4 separate regions of the Homo sapiens genome follow, and regions 1, 2 and 4 are each linked to region 3. Evidence: chromatin loops called from intact Hi-C (ENCODE). Cell type or tissue: Calu3. All regions are shown on one strand. Links, peaks and the distances in the headings refer to the core of each region. The heading gives the core; the rest is flanking DNA. Region 1 has its middle 510 kb from the start of SLC16A7. Region 2 has its middle 900 kb from the start of SLC16A7. Region 3 has its middle 660 kb from the start of SLC16A7. Region 4 has its middle 79 kb from the start of LINC02448.

Region 1 (8,529 bases), core at 2,401-7,400, 150 kb before region 3:
GTGAAATAAGGAGCATCTTACAATAGGGGCCCAGTGTTTGTCCAAGTATAATCAAGTATATGGATAGTCTGGATCAGTATCATGCTTACTAAAATTCAAATTTCTGAACCCCAATCAACATAGATAATTTAGAGTTTAACATAGAAAATTTAGAGTTCAAATCATGATAAAATAATCCCTAGCCTTATAGAAAGTAGAATCTTGTTTACTCTGTGATAAAATTAGAAGAAGACATAGTTGTTTTAAGGATACAAAATCAATGTGCAAAAATAACAAGCATTCTTATACACTAATAACAGACAAACAGCCAAATCATGAGTGAACTCCCATTCACAATTGCTTCAAAGAGAATAAAATACGTAGGAATCCAACTTACAAGGGAGGTGAAGGACCTCTTCAAGGAGAACTACAAACCACTGCTCAATGAAATAAAAGAGGATACAAAGAAATGGAAGAACATTCCATGCTCATGGGTAAGAAGAATCAATATCGTGAAAATGGCCATACTGCCCAAGGTAATTTATAGATTCAATGCCATCCCCCTCAAGCCACCAATGACTTTCTTCACAGAACTGGAAAAAACTACTTTAAAGTTCATATGGAACCAAAAAAGAGCCCGCATCACCAAATCAATCCTAAGCCAAAAGAACAAAGCTGGAGGCATCACACTACCTGACTTCAAACTATACTACAAGGCTACAGTAACCAAAACAGCATGGTACTGGTACCAAAACAGAGATACAGATCAATGGAACAGAATAGAGCCCTCAGAAATAATGCCGCATATCTACAACCATCTGATCTTTGACAAACCTGAGAAAAACAAGAAATAGGGGGAAGGATTCCCTATTTAATAAATGGTGTTGGGAAAACTGGCTAGCCATATGTAGAAAGCTGAAACTGGATCCCTTCCTTACACCTTATACAAAAATTAATTCAAGATGGATTAAAGACTTAAATGTTAGACCTAAAACCATAAAAACCCGAGACATAGAGCCTTACAGAAAACCTAGGCAATACCATTCAGGACATAGGCATGGGCAAGGTTGTTTTAAAATCAGTATAGTCACATTAATTTTTTAAAAAGAACTTTCTTTCTTGTCTATTCTTCAGAAATATTAAATGAACTTAAAAAAATAAAAGTTATAAAACTCTATATATATGAATCAAATTTTAAAAGACTTTTAAAAATTATATTTAAAAATTCTGAGTGCCAACCAAGAATTCTCAGTGCTAACCAAGGCCAAGGCCTTTAGATTAATTCACTGAATTTTAAAACAAAAAACATTTTTTTGAGCTACTTGGTATGTGGGGAGGAAGGGCTCCTTGGAAGGGTCAAAATATTTAAAGCATTGGGAGTTAAACATTTTTAAAAATTTCTTTTAATTTTCATTTTACCTTTATACAAATACCTATATAAGATTCAATAGATGGTACAAGACCTTATAATCTGAGTCATTAAATGCTTGTTTTACAAAGCCTCTCAAATGAACAACCTTATTCATATTAAAAGTTCCTCTAAATGTCACTGCAATTCCAAATTGCCCTTGGTGAAATTATACCAGTTAGAGAGATTTACATATGAGTTAAGATTGCAATATGAGGCAAGAAAGAAACACGTTTTCAGTCTGGAGGGAACACAGATTTAAAAGGCTCCATGAGAACTGCGAATATCAGTAAGGATTATACTCATGAAAACATGTGTCTCCAGAACATGACCATAGACTAGTAATTACCAATTTGTGGCCCAAAAGAAACCTCTAGCTCTGGCACATGGAATTAAATGAAATGTTTCAGAGGAACACAAAGGCAATACTAAGAAATATTCTTAGAAGGTTTTGAACAGGTGAACTGACATAAAATTTGTCCAAAGAACATGGTGGAACATGAAATTTTGAAGCAGTCAGGTGCTGTTTTAGCTTGGAGGCCAATTTACCTTACCTTTTATCTGTCTTCTTCCCTTCGTTACCGGTGGAGGGTGACCAGGTTCTTGGCATTTTGGACAAAGAATTGGACAAAACACACAAAGCAATGAGGAAAAGCACAATTTTTTTTAAACAAAAGTACACTCCACAGAGTGGGAGCAGGCTGGGACAAGTGGCTCAAGAGCACTAGTTACAGAATTTTCTGGGGTTTAAATACCCTCTAGAGGTTTCCCATTGGTTACTTGGTTTATACCTTATATAAATGAAACAATGGCCTGCAACCAGTCTGATTGGTTGTGGAATGTGACCAATGAGAGGCAGAAGTGAAATTATTAATACAAAGTTACACATAAAAACTTGGTCTGCAACCAATCTGAATAGTTGCAAGAGGAGACCAATCAGAGGTACTTTCATTTTTCATCTGTAATAAGAAAAAGGGGTGGGGATTGCAAAGAGAGTAGCCGCTGATCATTTTGTTACTTGGGGGTGGAGACATGGTGTTTTCCTTTTAACTCAGTTCTAGGAAGTCAATGTGAATCGGCCTTAGGTTCCCTCTGCCTCCAGACCCTATTCTCCTGCCTCACCTTTAAACTTCATTTTATAAACCAAGTGTCAGCAAACTACAGTAATGGAGGCTAAATCCAGACCAAGACCTATTTGTGTAAATAAAGTTTTACTGCAACACAGATTTATTCATTCATTTACATATTTATGGATGTTTTACTGCTACAATAGAGTTGAGTAGTTACAACAGAAATGGTCTGGTCCACAGAGCTTAAAACATTTACTATCGGACTGTTTACACAAGCATATTTGCTGAAGCTTTTTAGACATAGAGCCTTACAGACAATCAATTGGCAGAGAAGATGGTTAATGGCAAAGGAATGCTTTGGAAAATCATCACAAAGAAATTGTGTACAAATTTGACCAAGTGACCAAGAAGTCTGGGACATTCTTTTCTCAGGATAAAGAAGTAAACCTAATATTGAGGACTCTGTGAAACAGTTGGAGCTCAGATTCAGTGTAAAACTTAACTACATAGTCATGGGCAGGGTGGCCTTCAGCAGGGGGCAATGTCACATGTCTCAGTTGTACACACTATTACAGAATTGAGGTCCCTGTAGATATCAGTAAGGAACTTGACAAATCTCATTGAGGATTCTGCTTGTTAAGCTTTAACAGACTAAGACCATTAGGGACACTCTGCTGTTAGGTTTATTAGCTTGTTACAGGAAAAGAAAATGCAAATGATGGGGAACCACGAAGATTCTCAAAATGGAGAATCAGGGAAGGTCATTTATAGCATTTTGGATACTGGAGGTTATTTATAGCATTTTGGATACTGGAATTAGTCATCAGATGGTCTTCATAGGGATTGATATGATTTTGTAAAATAAGCTGCTGGAAGATCAGTGGTCTTATCTTTAAAATATATGTGTCTTGGAGTTACTGTTAGATCAGTTGATCTGTGCTTTAGCTTAGAACATAGGGTCTGAATAAACCCGTTAAACAGGTTTGAGCTTAGGTAGTTTGTCTTGTGTGTCATGCTTTGGTACAATTTATTTGTTTTGTGAGTCCTAATATAGTTTTGAAAATATAGTTTCTGTTTCAAGGCTCAGAGTAAGAGCATGCATTGGAATAATAACAAACACATTCAGGCTGGTGAGAAGAAAATGCACCTGAGGATGGATAGGTACAGCTTCCATTTGTATTTTTCTTAAATTGGTACAGCTTAGTCTATATTTTTTGTAAGATGCCCCTCCCACCTTTTCTACCAGTAACCACTAATAGGAATTAAGAGTGGAGTGACCAAAGACTAGATACTCCTGCCAAGATCCCTCCCTTTTTCTTCACATTTGACATTTTCAGCTTTATCCCAGTACCTTCTGCTTTAAATTCTAGGGGGATTCTCAATGTTCCTTTTAGCCTGTCATCTTCACATAAGCATTTCTTGTATTCTATTTGTATAGCCCTTATCATCTGACATAATATATATTTCATTTATTTCTTTAAGTATTGGTGTCTTCTGTGGTAGGCAGGGTTCTAAAGATGCCTGCTCCCAAGATTTCTGTCTGCAGGACACCCAACCAAACATGAACCTAGGTACTTCTGTGAAGGGATTTTACAAATGTAATAAAAGTCCCAAGTCAGTTGACTTTCAGATAACAGAGATTATCCATCTAGATGGGACTGACTCAATCAGATGAGCCTTTTAAAAACATAATTTCCTCTGGTTGACAGCAGAAAAGAATGTCAGAGATACCTGAAGCATGAGAAGAATTGGATGTGTCACTGCTGGTTTTGAAAATAGAATGGGTCATGTACAAGTAACAGCTACAAAGAGCTGAGAGTGACCTTTGGTTGACATCCAACCAGAAAATGAAGACTTCACTCTACAACTGCAAGGAAATGAATTCTTCCAACTGCTGGAATGACCTTGGAAGCAGATTTTTCTCCAGAGACTCCAGTTAAGAGCCTAGCCCTGTTGGCAACTTGGTTTCATTCTTGTGAGAAGTTAAGCAGAGACTCAGGCAAAACCAGTCTGACTTCTGACCTATGAAATTGAAGTAATAAGTTGGCAGTGTGTTAAGATGTTATGTAGGTAGGGATTTTTCCCATTTTGTTTACTATTAAGCCCTTAGTTCCTAGAACTGGACTTGATATTTAAGAAGCATTTCAGAAATAATTCCAATTAATCTACTTGGCTAAACACCATGAAGAGTGTGATACTGTTTAATCCTATATACAACCCCTAGATATTTAACTGTAAATTCTGTTGGGTAAAAGATGAAGGGTTTAAACTTTGAAGAATCAAGCTAAAAGTTTTCAATAATTTCTGATAAAATTTTCTTAAAATTAGAAAAGGCATCAATGATATACTTACAAGTGTTTAAATCATTTTTTAATGAATTGATTACCAGACACTAAATATCTAATGTAATGTATGTTTTCTTGTACTTTATGTGACACAAATTAATTTTCAATAGAGGCAGGAAACCTATCTCTAAGGTAATTAGTCATGGTCAAGTCTTAATTATCTTCTTAAATAGGAAAACAGTAGGCATATAAAGATATCTATTATGATATTTTTAAGTGGTAATTTCTTTTATTTTGTAATATTCTTTCTACTAAAATAGAAACATTTGATGATACAGATTTCAACACAAGGACTTTGAAATGATACTCACTTTTGAACACCTTCAACCTTTCTTGTACTGTACATTCTTTCCAAACCCTACAAGGTGCTTGTATCTCTATTTTCTACATGAGGAAAGTGAGACACAGAGATATTCAGCAACTAGCTCAAGGTCAGAAAACTTGAATTGGTAAGTCTAAGATTTCAGCACAGGTGGCTGCATATCTAAAGTTCCATGCTTGTCCCATTCCGTCACACTGTCAATCAGTGAATCTTTTGTTGATTAAATGCATCTATAATTATTATTAATATATAAATGAATATCCATATTTGAATATCTATACAGTGTTCATAACAGAGCTTTATTGAATATGAACAAGATATGATTATTATTTCCCCAGACAAAAATTTTATATTGGGATCTGTTAAGAATAACCGGTTTATGTCAATGATGACAGCAAGAGTCTTTTGCAAAACATATGCAAAAGCAACTTTGATTTACAAAATTAATGAATAACCTTCTTTTAACTAATTATCAATTAACTGACATTTCTTTTCCTGCCTTCCTGCCAGCCTTCCTTCCTTTCTTCCTTTTCTTTTCTTTTTTCTTTCTACATACATTTATTCAGAGTACACTGAGTTACCTGAATTAGGCTCTAGGCTAAATTAAATATGAGAAATTTGTCTTTCATATTTTGGGAGCTTTGAGAGAAGGATTCAAGGTGATATATTGATGGGGAGCTGAGATTGTAAGATGAGAGATGAGTAGGTGGTAGTCTTATGAGGGGCCACTTAAAGAAAGAAAGACAGCAAAAAGATAGGAATATTCCAGACTGAAATAAAGCAACTAAAATGGAGAGCTTGTAGTTTTATTTTGATATTGCTGTTTTGTCTTGTTTTATTTTATTGCAGGAACTGAAAGAGGTGTAGTGCTATTGGATAATAGAGTACATTGTCGTGGTAAGGGAGGATATGGACAGAGAGATTTAAAAAGACGAGATTTGTGTTTGCAATGCCTCCTAGGTCACATTAACAAAGTTGAAATTTATGTGTTGCCACTGAAGGGAATGCAATAAATAGGTGTTATATTTGTTCATTCACTCATTCAAATATATGCATTCAAGGCTTGCTTAGTGTACTATGTGCCAGGTGCTGGTGCATTGGTTAGAAGTTACAGACAGCAGTGAATTTCTCTTTGTCAGGGGCCTTTCCTTCATGGAGCTTATTATCTGGATTGATGGTTTTGAAAGGTCATTTTGGTGTAACATAAATAATAAATTGTAGCAAAGCAAGACCAGATAGAAGGAACTGGAGTAGGAAGCAAACAGAGATGATCGTCTGAGCTAGGGACTCAGGATCTAGCAACAAGGATGTCATTGGTGACAGACAAGAGGATATATTGGGGTAGGAGGCATTTAGATCCAACTTCTTTTTGTAAAGGAAGGAGAGGGTGAAGGGCAGGTACTGTCTATGCTTGTCACTGTATTTTCAGTCCTTGACTACTAATTTAACCTTGACTCTAAAATCACAACATTTGAGAAGTCATTGATTCCAAGCATTCTTGATTTTTAAGAATGTTCTATATCTGTTTAACTCAATAATGGGTGTTGAATTGATGAATTCAGGCCCCTTTTCCCAATATTTTAAATTCATGAATAAATATTATTATTTGGGTAATGAATACCTTGACTTCTTGGACGTTTTCTTTTAATCATTACAGGAATACAGTCATGTTCAATTAAATAGTACATTACATGGTAATGAGTTGTTAGTCACTCCTCCTTTACCACAAATATCTACTAACCTCCTCACAAATTTACATGATCTTTGCCCAAATTGACTGTACTACCACTGCAGTAGCTATTTGTGCATTTATCTTTTGTACTGTGCAACTAATTCTTATATAGACAAATTTGCTCTATACTTGATATGTAAGTACTGGCTCCCCTCACCGTATCTTAAACAAAAGTGTTCAAATATATGTTGTTTGAATTTTCTTCCATACCCTTGAAATAAAAAAGTAAATAAATTCACTCCTTTTTTTCTTAGTATTTAAAATTATATAACTTTATAGAGTTTATGTTTTTAAAATTATATTTTTGGTTTTAGAAAAGTAAATGTCTTCAACAATTTAATAATTTTCTGAATATTAAGGGTAGAATATACTTATAATTTGAAAAGCAATTTATTCATTCACCACACCCTTTAAATAAAAGCATAGGTCCTCTATTTATAACCTCTACTTTAAGGCCCCTCATTTTTTCAAAAAAGATGATAATTGGAGATATGAAAGGTTGTGAGTTTGTATTTTGGAACTGACAGATTCTACTCTTACATTGCTGATAATTTTTAGCATCTCAATGGTTAATTTCTTATTAGCCATAAGATAGCTTATTCATATATTTGATGGAAATCATAGGGATAAACTTGGACATATTCGTGTTTAGCTTTGCATCTGTTAAATTTATTTGTTTTAGTTTGCCTATTTTTTCATCTCAAGTATTATACATTCAATATTTGGTAACACTGTATTATAAATCATGTAGAATAAGTTTGGCAGTTTTAGAGAACAATGTGGAGAATTATTTCTTCAAATGGTCATAGTCTTTTAATAGTCTTGACCAACTTGGCAACATAGCAAGACACTGTGTATGTACATGATGATGATGATAATAATAATAATAATGAAAGCTGGGCATGGTGGTGCTTGCTTGTAGTCCCAGCTACTCAGAAGGCTGAGGTGGGAGGATCACTTGAGCATAGTAATTCAAGGCTGCATTGAACAATGATCATGCCACTGCACTCCATCCTGGGCAACAGAGAGAGAACCTATCTCTCAATAAACAAACAAACAAACAAACAAACAAGTATCATTCATTTTTTGCATTTCATTTTATGTTAGATATTTCAGTATCCTTAAATGTTTATGGCCTCAGTATGCAAACAATTAACATAAACTGATAGGTATCTTAAATGAACAAGCATTTTAAGTTCCTAATAAAAACAAATAAGCATTTAGAACTATTCCTATTTAAGTAAGCCCTCAAAAAACCTAGCCTTTACTATTATAATTTTTATATTGCCTTTAACAGATGAAGGGCAAAGTTAGTGAAATAAGTCAAAGCTTTACATTGGAAAATTTATGAACACATTATAGATACTAAAGGGTAGAGAGGGAATAAAGGTTTTGTTGTTGTTGTTTTGTTTTGTTTTGTTTTTACCTGGAAGGTACTTTTATATGTTCCTCTGGTATTATTTCTATGATAAAAATCTTCCTAGTAAAATATTTTTCTAGTAAAAGGTTTCTATATAATTCAGCCAGGCTTGCCTTACAATTTGTTAAGAGGTGCCTTATGAATGAAACCTATAATTGGTGCCTGTAGTTTATGTCAAAGCCTAATACTTTTTTATTACATAGAAGATTTTAAACATTAATTATATCTATTAAAATGTATTATTTTCCTGCTC
Region 2 (8,529 bases), core at 1,419-6,418, 240 kb after region 3:
GAGACGAAGTCTTGCTCAGCCACCCATGCTGAGTGCAGTGGCCTGATCTCGGCTCACTGCAACCACTGTCTCCCGGGTTCAAGTGATTCTCCTCTCTCAGCCTCCCAAGTAGCTGGGATTACAGGCATCCACCATCATGCCAGCTAATTTTTGTATTTTAGTAGATACGGGGTTTCACCATGTTGGCCAGGCTGGTCTTGAACTCCTGACCTTAGGTGATCTGCCCATCTCGGCCTCCCAAAGTGCTAGGATTACAGATGTGAGCCACCACGCCCGGCCTTAACTCTTATTATTTTCAGAGATATTCAGCAAACGAGAAGTGGCAAATAAGTTATAATATACAGACACCATCATAATTAGTTTCAGCTTTGCTCAAAAGCTATCTTTATTCTAGGTTTATACCTAAGTTTAAAGCTAATTAGGAATGACAAGAATAAAACTGTGATGAGCTTTTATGTACTTTCTCTGTACATATCAGTGTTTTCATAGTTAATTATTATTTATATCTAAGACACTCCATCCATTGATCAGTGAAATCAAATAATATTTTCTGAATTTTGTCATGGTATAGTATAATATTTAAGAGGATAAATGCTGGCATTACTTTGCCTGGTTTAAATCTCAGCACCATGATTTATTTACTGAGAGGCCATACTCAATTTACCTAATCTCCCTATTCTTAGGTTTACTCAATTTTCATTCCAGTATGCTAATGAGTACCTACCTCCTAAAAATTTTGCTAGAATTAAATTTCTAAAATTATATATAAGTCTTGAAGTTTGTTTTAAATATTCTGGAAGGTTTCTAACAATAATCTATATATGCAAATCTCTCCTACATGTATTGCTACACATTTAAGTATATACTATAAATATTTGCATGCATTCAATTATATACTGTAGACACCTTTGCATACCTATACACTACCAGTATCCATTCTTTTGCATATTTAACTATATAATGTAACAGAGATTAAGTGGCGTATACCTAAATCTCTCTTTAGAAGTGGAGTTGAAAAGACTAGAAATATAGCCAGGATTTTTATGGCTATGATAGATTTGTACTCAAAGACTTGATTTGTTTTTAAATTATTTAATTCCATTATAATAAACTCAAAATTTGAGTGTATTTAGTTATGGCCTTTTCCATTTTCCATGTGATAATCAACAACTGTGATAATCAACAACTGTGTATTTCTCTTTGAGAAACTGTGTTTCTCAAAGAGAGAAACAGCCTTTATGCAAAGGTGAAAAAAGTAGAGCAAATGGAAGATTTGAGACAGTTACTACATAGGAGATCTTTGTTCTCAAACAAATACATGTTAGGTGAGTCTTCAGATTTTAAAGAGGTCAATGTAGGCTGACAATTCGAAAAAAGATGAGATTATAAAGTAGAGAGTAAAATGTTCCATGGGGGAATAAATATGGGTAAGCAGTACAAAGATAAGAGAAAAACATAGGAGATTAAATCATTTTTGAATTGTCAAAATACATGATTTTATACAATAAAAAAAATAGATTCCTCATGACCAGAAAATAATTTTAACCAAAGAATGGCGATGAATAATCTCTTCAGCATATATAAGCTTCATGAATTTAAATATCTATACTTATGGCTGTATCTATTTATGGATGAAAAAAAGTAATATTGACTTGTCTTTCATTTATCTTTTTGCAAGAACACCATAGAGAAGCTGTCATTAAGTCTCAGCAGTAGCCTCTCTTTTGATTAATAATGGATAAATTAAAAAATCTAAAATATAATTTAGCAAATGTATAACTCATATAAATATATATTTACATAAAGAAGTTTATATATCTTATTTCTGTATCTTAATATGGAAATAAAGGCATCATTTAATATGCAAAAGTGGTTTTTAGAATAAGCATATGACATAATCCTTTTCTTTAAAAGTATTATCTTTAAAATTATTGAGTTGCATTTTTAGAGTAAAGCAAAAGGTTTTAATAAAGAGAAATGGTATGATAAAAATGGGTGATATGTTTCAAAGTGTGAAAATATTATAAAAAGAGGAAAATTGGAACTATCCAGACATATGATTTTTAAAAAGTTATTAGAAATTGATCATGTAGGAATTTTCAAGAATAAAAGAGTTGAAATTTTAAAAAAAGTTCTTTAGCACTAGGAAATGTTTTTTTTTTTTTAGATTTAAGATTCAACTGGGAATGAATGTAATGACTATTATTGGTGCTTTGTTGTTTTGTATGTGTATAGAATTTAATTTCAGTAGTTTAGCAATAAAAAATGGAATGTCTTGTTAGACTGTTATTTGATAATAGATCAATTTAGTTCAAGTCTTGGAAGATGCTCTTGCAAGATATTTATTAAACATCAAAAGTTATAGTCATTATCTTTCCATATTTCTAATGTGTTTCATTAACAAAAAATAAAATATTTTATATAACAGAATGCATGCATATATAAGTATGCAACATAATTTTTTGTTATTTTTCTTTTAAAATAAAAAGCCATTTTGATATATTTAGTAATCTGTATTTACTACCTTCACTGACTTGCCCTTTACCCACAACATATTGGCTTTTGATTCTATAATCTTAATAAAATAATATTGAGATGATATATATATCAGAAATAGCTCTAGGTACTGAGTAACAGTAGTAACAAATATAAACAAGACAAGACACAGTCTCACACAATTTTTATATCAACAGACAAAGATAAATAATATAAAAATAAGCAAAAGAATACACACAAAAAAACAAAGTACAGAACTAACAAAATAGTGTGGAATGATATGAAATAATTTTTAACAGTTTGAGCAGGCCTCTCTGAGGTTGTGATATTCTAATTTTCTTCAGAGAAGCTAAAAGCTGTATTATTATGTGAAACCTGTCGAATTTAAAATGTTGTGAGCTAAGTAGAATGTTTCAAAGACACCATGAAGGACAGTACTTTATAGGACAAATGAAACAAATTTGTGGGCATCTCCAACCTGTGAGCCACTCTTTTTTGTTTTTACTCACTACTCCAAACACTTCTTTTGGAATGATAGATTATTTTATTTATATTATCTAAATCTGTAATTCTTCCCTCTACCCCTCTTAATCTATACATTATAATTGTCAAATAACTAATATAAATATGACCCAGATACTGCATCTATAATCAAATACTATATTTCTCTATAGTTAATTTAATATGTCAAATATCTAGTTCATTCTTGTCAGTTTGGTACAAACCAGTGGCTGAGAGAACAAACGTCAAAGCCAGTTTGTTTGAATAATGATTCTGCCAACTACTAGCTGAGTCAACTTGGCCAAGTCATTTAACCTTTTTGTGCCTCAGTTTTCTCTTATGTAAAATGCATATATCTGTCAGGGTCCAATCAAGAGACAGGATCCACATAGTGATTTGAAAAGGGGCTATTTAACATAAAGAATTATGAACCATACACAATTACTTATAAAGGGTAAATACCCTAGGGCTGAGGAGCATACCTAAAGAATGAATTAACTTGTAAGGGGTCCACACTCCCTACAGTTGTGATTCAGAACTCATTAGAGAAGATGGGGCTATAGCCAAATGGATTGTGAAGTTCACTGGGTAGTCCTGGGACAGAGTTGGTCACATTATCTAGGCAGAGGCTGGTGGGTGGAGAATTGTGTCCAGATTCAACAAACAAGCAATAACTCTTTGAAGTATGGGCAGGCTGAGATTGGGAGGTCTACCTTGGGGGCATCTTGGAGTCTCACTGGGAATCTTCCTGTGGGGTTGCAGCTGAAACTCAATGCCAGAGAATTCCACTGGATGCTCACAGAAACCACTGGTAGTCATGCCATAAAAGCAACAAAGGATGGAGAAGCAGAGGAAGCAGGGGAAGGAGTAGGAGGAGGAAGAGAAGGAGAAGGAGGAACAAGAGGAAGAGAAGATAAAGAAGGAGCAGGATAAATGAGAGGAAAACACCAGGATTGAGAAGAGAAGCTCCTTCTTCCTATAATGTCTGTCCATTGCCACCTACTGGCAATGCTTAATATTGTTCCAACTGCAAAGGAGAAATATTCAGAGCCCATCAACAATTTCCACAGAGCAGAAAGGAAGGTTGAATTTGGACGTAAGAAGCAATAAATTGATAATTGGCACATTCGTTTTCAGGAGATTCTGTAACAAACTACCAAAAACTGGTTTGCTGAAAACAGTAGAAATCATTCTTTCACAGTTCTGTGGGCCAGAAACACAAAATCAAGGTGCTGCAGTTTCTTGGGGAGTTTCTAGGGGAGAATTGTTCCTTGTCTTTTCCAGATTCTGGTGGCCATCAGCATTTCATGTGACTACCTCACTCCAATCTCTGCCTCTGTCTTCCTATGGCTTTTTCTTCTGCTATCTCATGTAAGGGCATGTTTAGGACCAATCTGTGTAATCTAAGATAGTCTCATCTCAAAATATTTAACGTAGTAAAATCTGAGAAGACCTCTCTTCCAAAAAGAAAATCACATTCCTAGGTTTCCAGGGCTAGGATATGGACATATCTACTTGGGGGCCACCATGGAGCCCTCTAAATTGGAGATGATAATGACAGTGTTTAATTTATAGGTTTCTCAGTAGTGATACATGAATTAATATATGTAAAATACTCGTATGGTTCCTCACATAGACTCTACAAGTATCATCATCACCACCATTGTCGTCACCATCATCATCAACACCGTCACCATCCTCATGGTGATTGTTCCATCCCGCTATCTCTTAATCCTTCTCCAACTCCCCACTCTTCTCTTTCCCTTATAGACAGAATAATACACTTAGAAATTATACCTTGACTCTTTATCAGATAAGTGACTTTTTCTCTAATTTTTAAAATGGAGATCTTTAATTTCACTTAAATTATATGCCAGATGATCTTACCCTGTTTAAAGATAAATAAGTCTCATAGAAGTTACATAACTTATTCAATGTCACTTGACAAATGGTGATGACGCCATTCAGTTTATAGAGTTTGTGGTACAGTAAGTAATTACTGTTACCATTACTAATAATACATGTACTACTACTACTATTACTATTATTATCATCTTTATGAATACTATCACTATCTACCTTTTTTAAAAAAGCACACAGTAAGATTTCTCTGTTTCTCTCATTTCCTGCACTCTCTCTTTTAAATAATTAGCTATTTTTGGAAGTCTATCAATTTGAAACACACACACACACACACACACACACACACACACACTTTCCTGAATTGGCTTTCTCTGCTAATTTTCTCTTCAATTGCCATTATCATTTTGTACCCTTTTTAATTTAATAACCTTTTCATTGATCTTCCTCATATTTTTGTCTCCCTTTCTTAATCTTTCTTCAACATAGTGAAAAATATGTTTATGCAACATACATCTAGTGTTACCCTCATGCTTTAAAGTACTTTCATGAGTTTTATGGTTCTTTAGTATCTGGAGCCAAAATACTTTTTAGCTTTCTCTTCCATCTACATAAACTACGCTGCTCCCACAAAGTACTGTTAGTGATTTCTCTCAAAATATTATAAACTCCATATATTTGTTCACAGAATCTTCCTTTTCGTACTATTTAAAATTCAAATCCAGCTCAAATATCACCTCTCCTGTAAAATCCCACTCCAAGTCTCAAAGATAAAATAACTTATATCTTCCATGTTGAAACCAAATGTGAGTTTGGATTTTACCATAGGGAACACCCTATCAAATGGACCATACCATGAGACATCTAGTTTCTCTCCTCTGGAGAGTGTCTGGATAGTTATCTTCAATCTTCTGTAAGAATGTCTTCTGTTGTCAAATGACTAGATGACAAAGATGAATTTTTTAAATTAAGGGTCCATATTTTATAAATATTTATATGATTTATTAGATTTTACAACATTGTTCCCTTGCCTTTTTACCTCATAGTACCCAAAACTCCCAAATAAAAGATATCAGATTATTATTTTTTTAAATATTTACCAGGAATATAGTCTAATTCCATTATTTGAAGTTACTTTGCAGTGCTCATAGTTATTAATGCCCACTATTTTTTTCAATTGACCTGCTATCAAGTAAGTAATTTGTTTGCTAAAAAAATTTGAGCCCTCACTATGTGTCATGCAATATAATAATAACTGGATATACTAAAATAATATTTTATAATGATTTGATTTATCAAAATTAAACTAAAAGGATAAATGTCACTCAAGCAGTTGCATATCATGCCTAAGATCCAAATATCACATTTTGATATTTTGACTTTAGCTTTTATTTCAATTTTAATTTATCTAACAGTTTTCCAGTAAGATGCTGATTTCCATTATTTAAAGACTTAAATGTTAGATCTAAAACCATAAAAACTCTAGAAGAAAACCTAGGCAATACCATTCAGGACATAGGCATGGGCAAGGACTTCATGACTAAAACACTAAAAGCAATGGCAACAAAGGCCAAAACTGACGAATGGGATCTAATTAAACTAAAGAGCTTCTGCACAGCAAAAGAAACTACCATCAGAGTGAACAGGCAACCTGCAGAATGGGAGAAAATTTTTACAATCCACCCGTCTGACAAAGGGCTAATATCCAGAATCTACAAAGAACTTAAATTTACAATAAGAAAATCAACCCCATCAAAAAAAAGTGGGCAAAGGATATGAACAGACACTTCTCAAAAGAAGACATTTATGCAGCCAACAGACACATGAAAAAATGCTCATCATCACTGGCCATCAGAGAAATGCAAATCAAAACCACAATAAGATACTATCTCACACCAGTTAGAATGGTGATCATTAAAAAGTCAGGAAACAACAGGTGCTGGAGAGGATGTAGAGAAATAGGAATACTTTTACACTGTTGGTGGGACTGTAAACTAGTTCAACCATTGTGGAAGACAGTGTTGCCATTCCTCAAGGATCTAGAACTAGAAATACCATTTGACCCAGCCATCCCATTACTGGGTATATACCCAAAGAATTGTAAATCATGCTGCTCTAAAGACACATGCACACATATGTTTATTGAGGCACTATTCACAATAGTAAAGACTTGGAACCAACCCAAATGTCGATCATAGACTGGATTAAGAAAATGTGGCACATACATACCATGGAATACTATGCAGCCATAAAAAAGGATGAGTTGTCCTTTGTAGGGACATGGATGAAGCTGGACATCATCATTCTGAACAAACTATTGCAAGGACAAAAAAACAAATACCGCATGTTCTCACTCATAGGTGGGAATTGAACAATGAGAACACTTGGACACAGACTGGTGAACATCATACACTGGGGCCTGTTGTGGGGTGGGAGTGGGGGGGCGGGATAGCATTAGGAGATATACCTAATGTAAATGACGAGTTAATGGGTGCAGCACACCAACATGGCACATGTATACATATGTAACAAACCTGCATGTTGTGCACATGTACCCTAGAACTTAAAGTATAATAATAAAAAAAATTTTTCTTCCTCTTTTTCTTTCCAACGATTTATGTTATATTTGTTTGTTTCTTTTCCTGTCAGTCGATACAATTCTAATCCAACCAAAATATATTAGGTTCTTACTATGTATCAGAGATTGTGCAAGGTGCTTTCTCAGGCAGCATTTTATTTAACCTCCACAACAAACCTATGAAAGAAGATACTATTTTTCTTTTGACAACAAATTATCATAAAGATTAAGTAATTCTCAAAGTCATACAATGATTAAAATTATAGAGGTAATATAAAAACAAAGCAATATGATTTTTTCCATCATTTATAATTTTTCCATTTTATTCTCATGCTTGCTTTCTTTAAATTGTCCTTAAATTCTCTGGAGATATTGTGTAGTATAGTTTTCTCCAATACTTGAAATAGGATATTTCATCTGTGCCAAGACCTGGGTTCTGATATAGTAGTTATATTTATATACCCTATCTCCAAAGTACCCTTTATCCTTTATAGTTTGGATATTGCCAACAGAGTTGGCAATGTGCTTTATATATTTGCATCCAAGAATCTACCTAGAGGTATGGGAGGGCATTAAAAGACAGGAGGTAGGGCATGAGTCTCCTTCCTTGGGGTATTAATGTTTAATTAACATTGTTATTAAGAAGTTTATAAATTTACATGTAGTTTTAAGAAATAGTGTGCCCTTAACCTAGTTTCCACCAGTGGTAGCAATATCACAATGAAGATATTGAAAATAATACAATCAACAAATCTTATTCAAAGTTCTCCAGTTTTACTCCTGTGTGTGTGTTGGTTGTATATGATTTCATCTCATCTGTCATTCAACATCCCAGTTAAGATACTGAATATCTCTGTGACCACAGAAGTTCCTTATGTGGCCCTTTTATAAAAACCACCTCACCCTTCCTTCCACACAACACCCCCTCCCACTATTTCTAAGCCCTGGCAACCACTGATCTATTCTCCATAATCCCTTTGTTTAATTATATTGGCACTGACAGAAGCCAGATTGTTATCAAAGTCTACTTTCCTGGAGGATAGATAACTTTTGACCCAGTTTTCCTGGTAGCAGTTTGCACCATAGAGAACTGG
Region 3 (8,529 bases), core at 2,114-7,113:
ATTTAGCTCTAATAGGCTTCTGGGTCACTGGCGAGCCAGTTCAAATATGGATCTACCATGCTGATTAGTTATGAGTCATGTATCTCCAATTGCAAGGGTTGTGCTTTGAGTATTCGTCAAAGACATTCTGTATAAACCAGCTGTCCATTAAAAGCTTTTCTCCAAGCTACGTGAGTCAATTCAACAGTGGAGACGCTCCTTTTATTGTTAAGGAAAAAAAAATAACAATATGGGCATGTGAGAGAGTAACTCAATGTTTGAATACATAAACAGGTTCCTACAGTAGAATGTCTTATTAAAATAATTTTGTTTAGGTGTTCAATACCAACTCTGATTTTTCTACTACAATTTCTTTCTGAACTAAAAAAAATGATTCCTTTAACTATTTTATCTTTCTCTGCTCATTTTCTAAGTCTTCCTCCCTGAAAAATATTTTCTTCTAACTCTGGATGGCATCATTTACTTCCAGCTTTTCAATTCTCACCTGCATCCCCCTTGTAAGTCCTTGCATTCTCTAGTCTCCCACTGACAACCGCTTATTTACTTTCTGTCATTGGTTACATTTTTCTAGAATTTTATATAAATGAATTATACTGTAAGTACAGGTTTTTGTCTAACTTTTTAACTTTACATAATGAGCTATAATTAATCCATGTTGTGTGCATCAGTAGTTCCTTCCTTTTAATTACTGCATAGTCTTCCATGTCATAAACATCCATACATATATCCTGTGTATATGTTACAATTTGTTTATCCATTCACCTATTTCACTTTTTTTCCAGGCTGGGGCTATTATGAAAGAAACTGCAACAGATTTTCAGATGTGTTAACAAATAATTTTAAAGATATATGCTTTCATTTCCTATGGGATAATTCCAGGAGTAGAACATCTGCATCATATGGCAGATATACATTTAACTTAAAAAAAACAAACCTGTGAAACTGTGTTGCAAAGCAGTTGGGACATTTTAGCTCACCACTAGCAGTGTATGAGAATTTCACCTGCTCCAGGTTCTTAACAGCACTTATACTTTGGTTTTAGCTTTGTTATTTTAAATATGTAGTGTTAAAAAGTTGTGGTATTGTGCTTTTAATTTACCTTTCTGTAATGATGACAATGATGAACACCATTTCAGGTGCTTATTTGTCATCTGCATAACTGCTGCAATTGTCTGCTTAAACACTACGTGTGTATATATATATTGCATATATACAGATATATATATTTTGTCTGTGCCTTTGACACACTATACATATATATAAAGTTATATATATGTGTATATATACACACACATATATACACATGTATAATGTAGAGAGAGAGAGACAGAGTGGTCAACAGGCACAGACAAAATTAGCTCCCAACAAAGGCCTGCAAACCAAAAAACAGGAAAGCAGCAGCTTAGTTAACAGAAAACTTTTAGATAATAACTGTTCTACTTTAGCCAAACATACACACCAAAAACAAAAATAAAAATAAAAAGTGACCTCACCTTCCCTCTCACAAGCAAAGCCTAGTTGAAGATCGCAGATTATCCATTTGCCAAGCGCAATGAAGTGCCTCCAGTTACCTTGTAGGAGTGGTTTCAAAGGTCAGATAGGGAACCTAGACTTTCATTCCACCTTTGGATGGTATCAAAAGAGTCCTGGTAAAAGGTTATCATCAACCCCCAGTGGTAACAAGACCATCCCCTCTATGGTGTCAGTGAGGCCTTGTATAGAAACGGTAAGAAGACATTGCTGCGGCCAGGCGCGGTGGCTCATGCCTGTAATCCCAGCACTTTGGGAGGCCGAGGCGGGCAGATCATGAGGTCAGGAGATCGAGACCATAATGGCTAACACAGTGAAACCCCGTCTCTACAAAAATACAAAAAAATTAGCCGGGCATGATGGTGGGCACCTGTAGTCCCAGCTACTCAGAGGGCTGAGGCAGGAGAATGGCATGAACCAGGGAGGCGGAGCTTGCAGTGAGCCGAGAACGCACCACTGCACTCCAGCCTGGGCGACAGAGCGTGACTCTGTCTCAAAAAAAAAAAAAAAAAAAAAAGGTGGCATTGCTGCCTCTCTCAACCAGGTAGTACCAGTGGGAGCCTAGCGGAGAGCTGGAAAACCCAAGCCCCTCAGTATAAATGAGGAATGTCAACGTTGGCCCCATGGGGAACCTTAACTACCAAAACCATCTGCCAATAACAGTATGGTTCTCTTACTCCTTCTTCTGATTGATCAGTGTCACAGGGGACCAGCTATATCAGAAGATATAAATAAGATCAACAATATAATACTCACAATTTCCAGATTTCAAATAAAACTTTCTTATTATACGACATACCAAGAAAATCTCAACTTGAACAAGAAAAGATAATCACAGATGACAACACTGAGGTTATAGAGTTATAAAACTGCCTTTCAAGGGTGTCAAAGCATCTGTCATGTAACTGCCTACATAAGCAATCATAAGAATGCCTGAGATGAATTACAAAATAGAAGGTCTCAACAAAGAAACAGAAGATATAAACTATTAAATTGAAAATTTATAACTGAAAAATTTAGTATATTTTCTTAAATGAGTGGATTGGTTCAAAAACAAAATAAGGTATACAAAGGAAGGAATTAGTAAACTTAAGATAACAACTAAAATAGAAATTACCCAATATAAACAGCAATAAGAACCTAGACTAAAAAGTAACAATCTTAGGAACATTTTGGACTATAATTACGTATGTGACATTTGCATCACCACAGTCTTAGAAAAAGAGGAGAAAAGAGTGGAGCTGGAAAATGTTTCTGAGTAAATAATAGCCTAAACACTTCCACAAGTTGGCAACAGATATAATCCTATGAACTCAAGAAACTGAACAAATTCGAAATAAAATGATCAAATGCTGTCTTTTTGTCCTAAATAGCATGTTTGTTCCCCATGTTCCTTCTTTACATAGTGTTTCAATGTAGTGAGTATTACTGAAAAAGCTTAATAGGATAGAATGTTTCATAACCAGCTATATGGAATTTAAATAATTAATGTTATAGGAGATATTTTATGTTTAGGAAGTTTTAATTGCCTTTCCAAAATATAATTGTTATAATTTGTGTTGCAAAGAAAAAAATAGTTTCCATTCTCATTTAACTCTTAGCAATTTAAAATGTTTTATCAATTTAAGAAATGTTTTAGAAATCTTTTAATTCTCAGAAGTTGATTAGATACAAGTCTGATTATGTTTGATCCTGTTAGAGTGATGTGTTATCGAGTCTTATAGAGCTATTTCAGTTTACAGCAAAAAGCATTTGACCACAAAGCAAAGGTTCAGATAACACACTCTCAGTCTTTCTAATACATGCTCTCTCCTGTTAAATGCTTAATATTCCCAAAGGTAAATAGGAAGGCACTTTCTTCTGTATTTTCTGAAAGCAAACATTTTAGATCTTTAATCTTGGAGAAATTAAGCAATGATTTAACCTTCAAACTAAATACTATATAGCACAGACATTTGAAAATATAGCCTCAATGTGATTTTATCAGGATATTAGGTTTCATTATTTATAATGTTTGGAGATTAACTACGTTATATATAAAGGCCAATGAAATAAGCAAAGTTTGTACTGAAACCATTTGAAAGAAGGTTTTCTCCTAGATAAATTAACTGATTCTTTATCTTGATTAGGCTTCATTCTTTATTCCAACAGACACTTAAGTGGGTGAATCCTACAGACAATAAATTCACATTTTTCAATAAATTCAGTTTTTTTTAAAACTAATCTACTTCTCCAGATATCGATATCTGGTTTAGACTAGGTTTGATAAAATCCAAGAGAAATGTTGAGCCCTAAAACTTCAATTAAATAGACCTTTGAGACCAGAAACAACTTGACATTGAAACTTTTATTTGTCTGGGAAATTATACTTGAATATTTTCAAATGACTCTGCATTTTTTTTTTGTTCAGACAAATAAGAACCAAAAAACTGGGGGTATTTACATAAAAGAGTAGCATATTTGAATCAAATTTCTAAATCATTGTCAATCTGATTTTAAAAATTGTGTTGACACTGTGAAAAGGTCTGTTTTATTTGTACTTATCAGTTATGTTTAAATCTTATTTCCACAATACATACTTCAGTGATAATCTATGTCAATAAATTATTACAAGTGGAAAAAATACTTTATACAATTCAATAAAACCAGTGGTGTCTGGAAGAATGTAAATGATTAAGCCCATCAACTAACATTAAAGTATTTAGAACCAGCAAACCTTGGCAGAAAGAAGGTGTTGTGGGGAACTTTCAGAGAAGAATGTCTGTGAAAGTCCAACATGTCTAATTGCTTGGCAGAATATAGAGAGACAAAATCTCCTGAGAGGACAAAAATCTTCCTTTTGAAACTCCCAGTTGTGTATGCTCAGTGGGTTTTCGAGTGAATAAAGTAAGCTGGAAAGCACAAGAGGGCAGCCTGTGTCTACTAAACCTTGAATTCCAGAGCTATGTGTCAGAGACCCTAATCATATCATAGGAAAGTATGGCCCAGACATGGTGGCTCATGCTTAAAATCCCAGCTACTTGGGGAGACTAAAGTGAGAGAATCACTTCAGTTCAGAAATTTGAGACTAGCCTGGGATAAAAGACTATCCACTGGGTACAGTGTACACTGCTTGGGTGATGGTGCACCAAAATCTCAGAAATAAAAATAAAAAAGAAAGAAAGAAATGTTTGGAAGAAAATGTGTTTCAGGTCAAGGAGCTATATGCTACCTACAATCTCAGCTGCTACTTTTAGTAGAAATTCTACTGTTAGTAGAACTTCAGAAGAGTTGGAATTTGACAATGAGAAAATATATTCTGATATTACATACCAACTCATAAATTGAGGTCTCTAAATGCTGTGTATTAAAATTTTAATGCAATTCTATGCATACAAGAGATAAGATATTGGGAAGAGTGCAAATTGTAATATACATCAAACATTGCATTTTGAGTTACACTCTTGTTCTTGAGTGTCTGCTATCGAAGACACGAATGTTAGATCACAAATAAGAGGCAACAGAATTGACTGTGCTTTATTCATTTTCTAGCTGCAATGTTTTGGTCATGTTACTAAACATCTTTGAATTGTAGTTTTCCCACATAGAATAAATGTTATCATAATAGTTTCTATACAAGGTTAAGAATTAAATAAAATACTTTATATAAGAGAAAACAAGCAAGAAGCCAGCACATAAACTACAGTTACTGGTAATATAATTGATTATTAGTGATAATGTACACATGATGATTAATCTCAACATCACATAATTTACTCAGTATAGTTCTATCTCCTTTGTCATTGTTCATAGAGAAGCACATTTATGTGTTTGTCCCGTAGCTTATTTCTTCGTTATTTTTTACTCTTTTGACCCATTTTCTCTCCTGGTATGAAATCAAGATGGTGACTGATTTCTTAACATTTGCCTGTCTCTTGTTCTCCTACTTGGGTTTCTAGTTTTGAAATGCGTGTGAGTCCTTTTCAAAGTCTTTTTTTCCTAACATGGTATTGATATTTTGGATAAAGTTTGATCTGAATATTTGCTTCACATAGATGTCCTCTGAGTTTTTAAATAATCCCATCTAAAAAATTATGTATTATCCCTTCATACCATTAAGCTTTCATGCGCTGCCTTAAACAAGACTCTATCTGAACTCAGTTTGTAATTCATTTCCTCATTCCAATCAAGATTCCTGACTCTTAGTTTGAAAATGTTCTACGGAAAAATAGAATGTGTAATCTTTGGCAAATTTTGATCTTCTGGTGAATTTGTTGTAAGTGCAACAAAATCTGTATATATGTAATAATCCTAATAACTCTTTCTTTTATAAATAGGGTAGCAGAAATTCATCTGTAATTAAGGACTTTTACTATATTAAAAAGAGTAAGCTTTTTAATAAAAGAGGGGTAAGCTGGGATTGGTAAACATCTCTTGTCCACAATTCTGCCCCTTCTCTGTGCTTTCAGCAAGAGTGAACTCTGTTTAATGGATGCACTTGACAGTGGCAATCCATTATAAGTGCTTTAAAGGCAGACATAAGTAAAACAACCTAAACCACAACCATTGTTAATAATTGATGTTTATTCATCATTGGCAACTATTGATTATAGACTTAAAAAGAAGTTCTTTGTGTATTGATGTTGGACCCTTTACTCTGCTATACAGAAAACTGCAAGTGACTTGAACTTAAGGGAAGTGTGTTACAATTCTTAAAAAATTAAGTAGCCATTAAAGAAACAAGGTGCAGTGTTCCATGGCTTCCTGTGGAATAAAAACAGGTTGTCTTTGAAGAGATTCATGAGAGAATTCTCTTGAGTTTTTTTTTAAACAGCTATTACTAATAATGCGGTTATAATTGAGAACTGTTTATCCTAGAGATTTTAAAGATGTGCATCTTACATTTTATAATACATGTGTAAGTTGAAACTGAATTTTATCAATTGTTTGAAATACCAGACACGCTGTTGGAAATATGTCTAGTCCATTTGTTTTGCTCATGATTTCAAGCATCATTTCATTCTATGACATAACAGGGGCCTATAAATACACTAATGGAAGGGTGGAACTGGTATAATGTGGTTTTCATGCTTACTATGGCCTCTTGATTTGAGAAATTACACAAATGATGAGAGAAATGAGTCACAAGGAAGAACAAACTAGAACAAACAATACTTCCGTGCTATATGAAACCCTAATTTGAGGTGTAATTTGAACGATATAATTGCATTCTAATATTGGAGCTATCATTCATTAGCTTGGAACATTTGACTTGTCACAAAGCCTGTTGTTCCCCACATAAAAAATGAGGGAGGATAAAAATTATTTAACTCTCTAGCTGGATGTTGCAAATAGTAAACTGACAACATGTACATGGAATCAGATTAAAAAGTATGAAAATAAAAAAGGGTTAAGGATAGAGTCTAATTATTACTTTTCTAGACTTAAGATAGAGAGGATATGCTAAAGCCATCGCAAATATAGAAAAATTGGTTAGAAGCAATTATAAAAGTGGTTTTAGTATCATGTGAGTATAATCATTAGTAGTTTCAAATGTCAAGCTGTTGAGACAACGTTTTTGAAGAAATATAAAATAGAATATTTAAGACAAATTGTTTCATTGTCAATAACTTATCCTGTTGGGAACACAAGCAAAAGACTATTAAAATATGTATACCTTTCTATTATTGACTCTTACTTATTTCTATGAATGCATAAAATGTGTGCTCTCTTTATTTTTAATAATATTTTAACTTTTTTTAGGATCGGGGTACATGGCAAGTTTGTTATGTAGGTAAACTCATGCTGTCTTTTTAAAGTGAAAAATCTAGTGCCATACTCTATGTTCATAACATTAGCAAGTATGTATATCCACCACATATACATCTGCTAAGATATACATTTGTATATGGAAATACATTTTCTAGGCATAGTGGCAGATACCTGTAATGCGCTTTCATAGAACTGTAGTATGGTGAAAATTAATACAGTTTGAAATAAAAAAGATCACTATTCACATCCTAGCTCTGCTGTTTACTAACAGTTTAATTTTAGATGTTATTTATTATCACTAGTTGATGGTGATCTTATTGTTATGAATTTAAATAAAAGAATGGAAGTGAAAATATTTAGCATGCTTGTCATATAGTAATTGCTCAATAGAGATTAATATTCCTAGCAAGTCAACTCTATTTTCTTAAGACTTTCTATATGTAGCTGTGATATGGCAAACATTATAAACATTTAATAAACAAACTTTTATTGTAGTTTTTTAGAAATCTGTCCATATTTATTTCTCACAATAACCTTCAGAATGCTTTTATTTTTTTATATTATTTTATTTTATTTTTTGAGATGGAGTCTCGCTCTGTCACCCAGGCTGGGGTGCAGTGGTGCGATCTCGGCTCACTGCAAGCTCCGCCTCCTGGGTTCACCTCATTCTCCTGCCTCAGATTCCCGAGTAGCTGGGACTACAGGCGCCTTCCACCAAGCCCGGCTAATTTCTTTTTGTATTTTTAGTAGAGACGGGGTTTCACTGTGTTAGCCAGGATGGTCTTGATCTCCTGACCTCGTGATCCACCCGCCTCGGCTTCCCAAAGTGCTGGGATTACAGGCGTGAGCCACTGCACCCGGCCAGAATGCTTTTAAATACAAAAGACAACACAACTCTAGCTGACAAAGAACAGAAATAAATATTATTAGTTCAATAATTAAATGTCCAGAGACAGGGTGGGGTTTTGGCCTGGTTTGACCAGGAATCCAGTTTTATTTATTTATGATTTTCTTAGCTCTGCTCTTTTCTATTTGCCATTTTAGTTGAAATCTTGTCAGTAACATGGATAACTGACTGCTTTTATTTCAGCTTTCATGTTTGTACTTTACATCATTTAGACAGAGTTTCTGTATCTCAAATAATTATTAAGTTTTATACTAATGGGCCACCCCTGAAGAACAGAGAAATTCCATGTGGTTGGCCAATTCTTGAACTACTTGACTAAATCTCTGTTATAATGGAGATGT
Region 4 (8,529 bases), core at 1,482-6,481, 810 kb before region 3:
TAACAGTGGTAAAGTGGGCATCCTTGTTGTGTTTCAGATCTTACAGGAAAGGCTTTCAGTTTTTCCCCATTCAGTATGATACTAACTGTTGATCTGTCATACATGACAATACATATTGAGATATGTTCTTTCTATATAAAGTTTTTTTAGAGTCTTTATCATGAAGGAATATTGGTTTTTATCAAATGCTTTTCATAAATAATTAAAGTGATTTTTTTTTTTTAATTTTACTTTAAGTTCTGGGATACATGTGCAGAACATCCAGGTTTGTTAAATAGATATACGTGTACCATGGTGGTTTGCTGCACCTGTTGACCAATCCTCTGAGTTCTCTCCACTCACCCCCCACCTCCCAACAGGCCCTGGTGTGTGTCGTTCCCCTCCCTGTGTCCATGTGTTCTCAAAGTTCAACTCCCACTTATGAGTGAGAACATGCTGTATTTGGTTTTCTGTTACTATGTTAGTTTGCTAAGGATGATGGCTTCCAGCTTCATCCATATCCCAGCAAAGGACATGATCTCGTTCCTTTTTATGGCTGCATAGTCCATGGTGTATATGTACCACATTTTCTTTATCTAGTCTATCACTGATGAACATTTGGGTTGGTTCCATGTGTTTGCTATTGTAAATAGTGCTGCAGTAAACATAAATGTGCATGTGTCTTTATAGTAGAATGTTTTATATTCCTTTGGGTATTGACCCAGTAATGGGATTGCTGAGTCAAATGGTATTTCTAGTTCTAGATCCTTGAGGAATTGCCATACTCTCTTCCACAATGGTTGAACTAATTTACATTCCCACCAACAGTGGGTTTTTGGTCCTTCATTATATTTATATGATGTATCGGAATGATTGATTTGTGTATGTTGAACCATCCTTGCATGTCAGGGATAAATCCCACTTGGTCATGATGAATGATCTTTTCAGTGTGATGTTGAATTCAGTTTGCTAGTATTTTGTTGAGGATTTTTGCATCAATGTTTATCAGCCTGTAGTTTTCTTTTTTTGATGTGTCTTTGTCTAGTTTTGGTATCAGAATAATACTGGCCTCATAGAATGGTTGGAAATATTTCCTCCTCTTCAGTTTTTAAAATAGTTTGGGTGGTACTGGTATTATTTCTTCTTTAAATGTTTGGTAAAATTTAGCAGTGAAGGCATTGGGTTCTTGTCTTTTCTTTGCTGGCAGATGTGTTATTACAGCTTCAATCCTGCTTGTTACTGGTATGCTCAGGTTTTGGATTTTATCCTGGTTAAATCTTGGTAGGTTGTATGTGTCTAGGAATTTATTAATTTCTTCTATGTTTTCCAATCTATTGGCATGTAGCTCATAGTACCCTCTAATGATCCTTTACATTCCTGTGATATGAGTTGTAATGTCTTGTTTTTCCTCTCTGATTTTATCTATTTGGATCTTCTTTTATTCTTAGTCTGGCTAAAGGTTTGTCAAATTTGTATATATTTTCAAAAAATATGACTTTTCGTTTTGTTGATATTTTGTTTGTGTTCTTCATTCGAATTTCATTTATTTTTTGCTGTAATCACTATTATTTCTTTTCTTCTACTCATTTAGGGTTTGATTTGCTCTTGCTTTTCTAGTTCTTTGGATGTATTGTTAGATTGTTTATTGTTTTCTACTTTGTTGATGTAGGCTATTATAGCTGTAAACTTTTTTCTTAGAAGTGCTTTCACTGTATCCCAGAGGTTTTGGTATGTTGCATCTTCATTATCATTTGTTTCAAGAAATTTTTTTATTTCCTTCTTAATTTCATCATTGGCTAGCTAGTCATTCAGAAGCATATTGTTTAATTTCCATGTGTTTATACGGTTTTCAAAATTCCTCTTGTTATTGATTTCTAATTATATTCCATTGTACTCAGAGAAGATACTTGATACAATTTTAATTTTTTTTAATTTTGAAGACCTTTTTTATGGCCTAACATATGGTCTATCCTTGAGAATGATCCATGTGTTGAGGAGAAGAATGTGTATCCTACAGCTGATGGATAATATGTTCTGTAAATATTTATTAAATCCATTTGTTCTATAGTGTGAATTAAGTCTGATGTTTCTTTGTTGATTTTTTGTCTAAGTGATCTGTCCAATGCTGAAAGTGTAGTGCTTAAGTTTCTAGCTATTAGTATATTGGAGTCTATCTCTTTGTAGCTGCTCTAATGTTACTTGCTTTATATATCTGGGTGTTCCAGTGTTGGATGAATATATATTTACAGTTGTTATATTCTCTTACTGAAGTGTGTCATTATGTAATGACTGTCTTTGTCTCTTTTTATAGTTTTTGTATATAAATCTGCTTTGTCTGATATAAGTATAGCTACTCCTGCTCTTTTTATTTTTTCCATTTACATGAAATATATTTTTTCAAGTCTTTATTTTTTATCTATGTGCATCTTTATGGGTGAATTGTGTTTCTTGCAGGTAACAGACATTGGGTCTTCATTTTTTAATTCATTCACCCAATTTATGTCTTTTGATTGGAGTGTTTATTCCACTTGCATTCAATGTTATTATTGATAAGAACTTACTTCTGACATTTTATTTCTTTTCTGATTGTTTTGTGGTCTTCTCTTCCTTTTTTTCTTCCTTCCTGTCTTCCTTTCAGTGAGGATGATTTCCTCTGGTGGTGTTTTAATTTCTTGCTTTTTATTTTCTGTGGATCTGTTTTATGTTTTTTGATTTGAGGTTACTGTGAGTCTTATAAATAATGCCTTATAACCCATTATTTTAAACTGATGACAACTTAGCATCGATTGTATAAACAAACAAACAAGTGAAGAGAAAACTAAGTAAAATTCTACCCTTTAACTTCATCCCCCATTTTTTAACTTTTTGTTGTTCTATTTATATATTATTGTGCTGTCTATAATCTTGAAAAGTTGTTGTAGTAGTTATTACTTTTGTTGATTCATCATTAGTCTTTCTATTCAAAGTATAAGTAGCTTACATGCCACTATTACAGTGTCATAATTTTCTGTTTTTCTGTGTGCTTACTATTACTACTGAGTTTTATACCTTCGGAGAATTTATTTTTGCTCATAAATGTCCTTTTCATTCAGGTTGAAGCGTTCTCTTAAGCATTTTCTCCTAGGAACATCTGGCATTGATTAAATCATTCCGCTTTCATTTGTCTGGGAAAGTCTGTTTCTCCTTCATTTTTGAAGGGTATTTTTGCTATATATACTATACTATACTATACTATACTATACTATACTATACTATACTATAGGGTAAAAGGGTTTCTTTTTTTGTTTGTTTGTTTTTGTTTTTCCTTCAGCACTTTAAATATGTCATGCAACTCTCTCCTAGCTTGTAAGGTTTCCACTGAAAAGTCTGCTGTCAGACATATTGAAGTTCCATTGTATGTTATTTGCTTCTTTTCTCTTGCTGTATTTAGGATCCTTTCTTTATCCTTGACTTTTGAGAGTTTGATTACTAAATTTCTTGAGGTTGCCTTCTTTGGGCTAAATCTGCTTGGCGTTTTATAACTTTCAATCACAACGTCTATCTCTAGGTTTGGGAAGTACTCTATCATTATAACTTCAAATTAACTTTTTACCCCTATCTCTCTCTCTGCCTCCTCTTTAGGCCAATAACTCAATTTGCTTTAAGGCTATTTTCTAGAACCTGTAGGCATACTTCATTCTTTTTATTCTTTTTGTTTTGTCTCCTCTGATTGTGTATTTTCAAGTAAACTGTCTTAAAGCTCACTGATTTTTTCTTCTGCTTGATTAATTCTGCTGTTAAGAGACTCTGATGCATTTTTCAGTATGTCAATTGCATTTTTCACCTCTGGAATTTCTGCTTGATTTTTATTAATTATTTCACATTATATGTTAAATTTATCTGATAGATTCTGAATTCCTTCTCCATGTTATCTTGAATTTCATTAAGTTTCCTCAAAGCAGTTATTTTGAATTCTCTCTCTGAAAGGGTGCATATTTCTGTCTCTCCAGGACTGGTCCTACATGACTTATTTAGTTCATATGGTGAGGTCATGTTTTCCTTGATGGTCTTGATGCTTGTGGATGTTCATCGGTATCTGGGCATTGAAGAAGTAGATATTTATTGTAGTCTTCACAGTCTGGGCCTGTTTGTACCTACACTACTTGGGAAGGTTTTCCAGGTATTTGAAGGGACATGCATGTTTTTGTAATCTAAGTTTTTGTTCACTGCAGTCCTCTTTGCATTAGGGGGCACCCCAAACCCAGTAATGCTGTGGCTCTTGCAGATTCATAGAGGTACTGACTTGATGGTCTTTAATAAAATTCAGAAAAAGTCTCTGGTTTACCAAACAGAGACTCTTCTTCTCTTCTCTTATTTTCTCCCAAACAAACAGAGTCTATCTCTGTGTTGAGCTGCCTGGAACTGGGGAAGGGGTGACATAAATAGCCCTGTGACCACCACTCCTGGTTTGCACTGGATCAGACCTGAAGCCAGCATATCAGTAGGTCTCACCCAAGGTCCATAGTAACCACTGCCTAGCTGCTGCCTATGTTAGCTCATGGCCCTAGGGCTTTACAATCATTGGCAAACTCAGCCAGGCTTGTGTCCTTCCATTCAGGGTGGTGGGTACCTTTTGGCCCTGGGTGGAACCAGAGATGCTATTCAGGAGCTAGGGCCTGGAGTTGGAAACATTAGGAATCTAGTGATTGTGGCTGAGCTGGCACCTGAGCCACAAGATAAAGTCTTTCCAATCTTCCCTTGCCTTTCCACAAACAGAGAAGTCTCTCTCATGGCTACCACCACCCTAGGCCAATGGAGAGTACTGCCTGGCTATCATCAATGTTAACTCAAGGCCTAAGGGTTCTTTCCTCAGCTCATGGTGAATGTTTCCAGGCCTGTGACTCTCCCTTCAGGGAGGTGGGCCTCACTCTTCCCCACAGCAGGTCCAAAAATGCTGTCCAAGAGTCAAGACCTGACATTGGGTATCCCAAGAGCCCACTTGGTGCTCTATCCCACTGTGGCTGAGATGATATCAAAGCTTCAAGACAAAGTTCCCTTTATTCTTCCCTCTTCTTTTCTCAAGCAGAAAGAGTCTCTCCCTGTAGCCACCACACCTGGAAATGTGCTGGGTTACACCTGAAACCAGCAGGTCTCTGAGTCAAACCCAAGGCTCAAGGCAAGTACTGCCTGACTACTGCTACTGACTATTCACAGCTCAGGGTGTCATTTGTCTGCAGATAATGAATCTTCCCAGGACTAGGTTCTTCTCTTCAATGTAGCAAGTTTCCTTTTGGCCCAGACAGTGTCTTGAAATGTCATCTGAGAGATAAGGCCTGGAATGGGGACCTCTGTACTCTGTCTGGTGCCCTATCCTACAGTGGCTGAGCTGGTATTCAAGTTGCAAGACAAAGTCCTGTTTACTCTTTCCTAGGCTTTCATCTAGCAGAAGCAAGTCATCTCTCTTGGAGCTGTGAGGTCTGCTGTCTGGGTTTGCGGAGGGGTGGTGCAAACACTCCCTTAGCTACCGTAGCCGCTATCTCACTAGGTCATGCACCCCTTAAGTCCACTGGCTCCAAGCACAGCTGATTACTAGAACTTGCCCAGGAATTGCAGTCCTCATGGTCTAGACTGCCTTTCAGGTTTATTTAGAACCCTCGAGCACTTTAGCCTGCAATGGTGGGGCTTGCTGGAACTCAGGTTCCAGCAGCTGGGATGAACAATTCCCCTTCAGCTGGGGCTGGTCTAAATGCTCCCTCCATGGATGCTGGCTAAGTTCTGTCCTGTGTTGCTTTTTATTGTGACTGGGCAGCACTGAATTCCAATGCAAAGTCCCAGAATCACTGTGCTCTGTCTCCTCCAAGCACACAGATTTTTTTCTCCATGCCATGCAACCTCTGCTCAGGGGATGGGGGAGAAGTGGCATCAGCAATTCAAGACTGTCTTTTGTACCCTCTTCAGTGCCTCTTTCAGCGATATGAAGTTAAAACCAGGTACTTTGATCACTCACCTGATTTTTGATTCTTATCAAGGTGCTTTTTGTGAGGATAGTTGTTCAATTTGGTGGAACAAACTAGGAGGAGCATGATCAGTGGAGGCTTCTATTTGGCCATCTTGTTCTGTCTCCATCCTGCCATTTATTATTAAAGTCAGAACACAGATTAACAGAAATACTAGTAAAGAAAAAATACATATGCACATACCATTCAAACATTTCTGAACTCATCGACATATTTTTGCATATATACTTATTGTTCCCATAAAATAATTAACTGCAGAAACCATCCTTCATATAGCCTTACCTAGAATGGTTTTATGAAAGTGAATGCTTACTGAATTCAAGCTTAAAGAACATATCGTCCTGACTTACCAAAATTACATAGTGAAACTAGGAATAAAACCCAGGACCTAAACAACCTGCATTCCTTATATGTAATTTTGCATTAAATTAATTACAATACATTACAATAAAAATACCTATCCTGATTAGGAAAATATCAAGTGCCAATTCATATAAGCATATTGTCTTAGATTATGTTTGTGCATTCTTGTGTGAATTCACACATACAAGCCTGCACATATGCTTAGTGTTTATCAAGCAGATGAGGAAGAAAATAAGTGTGTGAATAGGTATGAATAAGACACAATTTTTGCCTTGAAAACTCTTGTTTATCTTAGAAGCAGTTAAATCAAGAAAACTTATTTTCACCTTTGCATAAGTGATTTTGCTTAATATATTCTTAAACGCTTTAACAGAGAAACTCATAATATAAAAAATCCAGTGGCCTTCAGTGCAACTCAGCAATACTCTCACCCATTCTCCGTTGACTTCCTACTAAATATCCCACCAAAGTAATTTCTAATTTCCTCTAATCTTCCCAGGTATCCTAATCTGCCCCTGCTTTTCTGTCCTACAAGCAGGTAACCCCTGTATTGATTTTATTGAGATTAAGGTCATCAGATAAGAACTCCCTCAACTATCTTTCCCTTCCACTGAAATTGTGAATTATCACACAGGCATTTCTACAGTTCATCTTGCTTAAGGAGGACTGTCTTTTCTGATCTAAACCACATTTCTTTCTGAGCTAAACTTTCTCCTTCTCAGTCTCCTGCTAGTTATTCTACATTTGATCCTCTCCATCTCTACATGATTTCTCTGCCTTTTGCTGCCCTGCTGTAAGTTCCAGAAGTCTAGCCTCTTCAAGCTACATCACTCAGACACTCGGGCCCTCTGGTTTTCAGTGGGATTTAGACAATGGCAGTAACTGGAAGAAATCAGAGTATGGGAGGCAAAAGAGATCAGGCTATTTATTTCTCCATCCCTATACTTTTCCTGCTTTGCTACAATTCTAGCTGATTCTGTATGTGGTTTCTGGCTCCTGTGAGTGATACCTCTTGCTCTGCTTCAGCTCTCAGTTGGACTTGACTGAATCATTCCTTCTCTTCTTGCCCCCTTATGCCTAGGAACTTAAGGGACTTCATGCTGTTACAAGTCCTTGGGTGCCTCTTCTACCCTTTTTTTATTCTCCTTCCCCTGTTCACACCCCTATGGACACTTCATTCCTTCCAAATAAATCCTTTTGAAAATGCCGTCTGTGTCCAACAGCTACCTTGACTGATCCAAACTTCTTTCATCCTCTCTGGATTCAAATTGCAACTCTTTTTCTCACAGTTGTATAGTTTTTGTTTCATTGATTTGTAAATGTATTCAAGTTTCCTCCGTATTGTGAAGCCCTCTCTCAACTCTGTTACAGTTTTAAGTTGTTGCTCTATGAAAGTTTTTAAATTCTTTCTTCAAAGTGTTGTCTACAGATATTAAAATATGGTATCTGTTCCACAAATATTTAAATATAATTATGCCTTATTTTTATTAATATGTAACAAAGCAAAGAAGACATAAATACCCAGCTTAACAGATTAATGGAGGATAATCACTCTGCAGTTCCCACTCAGATCAAGACATCAAATATATCAGCTCCCTAAAAGCTTCCTACACAGGCCTTCTTGGTCATAAATTTCTTCCTGCTTCCTGTCTTAATACCTATCCTGAATATCATAGTATTTACTTCCTTTCTTTAGAATAGTACTACCAAAACATACATCAGTAAAGAAAGGTTAATTTTGCTATTTTTAAATTTTATATAATGAAATCATACAGTATGTATCCTACTGTGTTGGCTTCTTTCCCTTAACCTTATGCTTTCTGGCCAGGCGCAGTGGCTTACGCCTGTAATCCTAGCCCTTTTGGGCCAAGGCAAGGGATCGCTTGAGTCCAGGAGTTGGAGACTAGCCTGGGCAACATAGCAAGACCATCTCTACAACAACAAAATTTGCTAGGGGTGATGGTGGCACGTGTCTGTAACTTCACCTACTTAGGAGACTGAGGTGGGAGGATCACTTGAGCCTGAAATGTCAAGGACACAGTGACTTGTGATTGTGCTACTCTACTCCAGCCTGGGTGGCAGAGCAAGACCCTATCTCCAAAAAAAAAAAGAAAGAAAAAGAAAAAGAAAAAAATTGCCTTTAAGATTCATGAATGTTTTGGTTTGGGTTATTTGTAGTTTTGAACTATGC

Evidence for each region. Hi-C counts contacts between places; a loop is a spot of excess contacts. Peaks named below come from ENCODE experiments on the same cell type or tissue, not always from the same donor. Only the 100,000 strongest peaks of a DNase experiment are listed, where the experiment ranks them.
Region 1: a loop joins it to region 3, with 2.6 times the contacts of the local background. A loop is called at or near these places in 5 of 110 quality-filtered maps.
Region 2: it touches region 3 in a loop (7-fold over the local background); 10 of 110 quality-filtered maps call a loop at or near these places.
Region 4: a loop joins it to region 3, with 2.7 times the contacts of the local background. A loop is called at or near these places in 2 of 110 quality-filtered maps.

The regions. Positions count from the first base shown.
Region 1 is chr12:60,097,598-60,106,126 of GRCh38, forward strand. No RefSeq gene overlaps it. Among named protein-coding and RNA genes, the nearest start is that of SLC16A7, 510 kb to the left of the region's middle. In Calu3, for the core only: no CTCF peak of the experiment used is centred there; no DNase peak of the experiment used is centred there.
Region 2 is chr12:60,490,455-60,498,983 of GRCh38, forward strand. No RefSeq gene overlaps it. Among named protein-coding and RNA genes, the nearest start is that of SLC16A7, 900 kb to the left of the region's middle. In Calu3, for the core only: a CTCF peak has its summit at 3,984 (motif pointing left); no DNase peak of the experiment used is centred there.
Region 3 is chr12:60,252,833-60,261,361 of GRCh38, forward strand. No RefSeq gene overlaps it. Among named protein-coding and RNA genes, the nearest start is that of SLC16A7, 660 kb to the left of the region's middle. In Calu3, for the core only: no CTCF peak of the experiment used is centred there; a DNase peak (open chromatin) is centred at 4,459.
Region 4 is chr12:59,440,919-59,449,447 of GRCh38, forward strand. No RefSeq gene overlaps it. Among named protein-coding and RNA genes, the nearest start is that of LINC02448, 79 kb to the right of the region's middle. In Calu3, for the core only: no CTCF peak of the experiment used is centred there; a DNase peak (open chromatin) is centred at 4,203.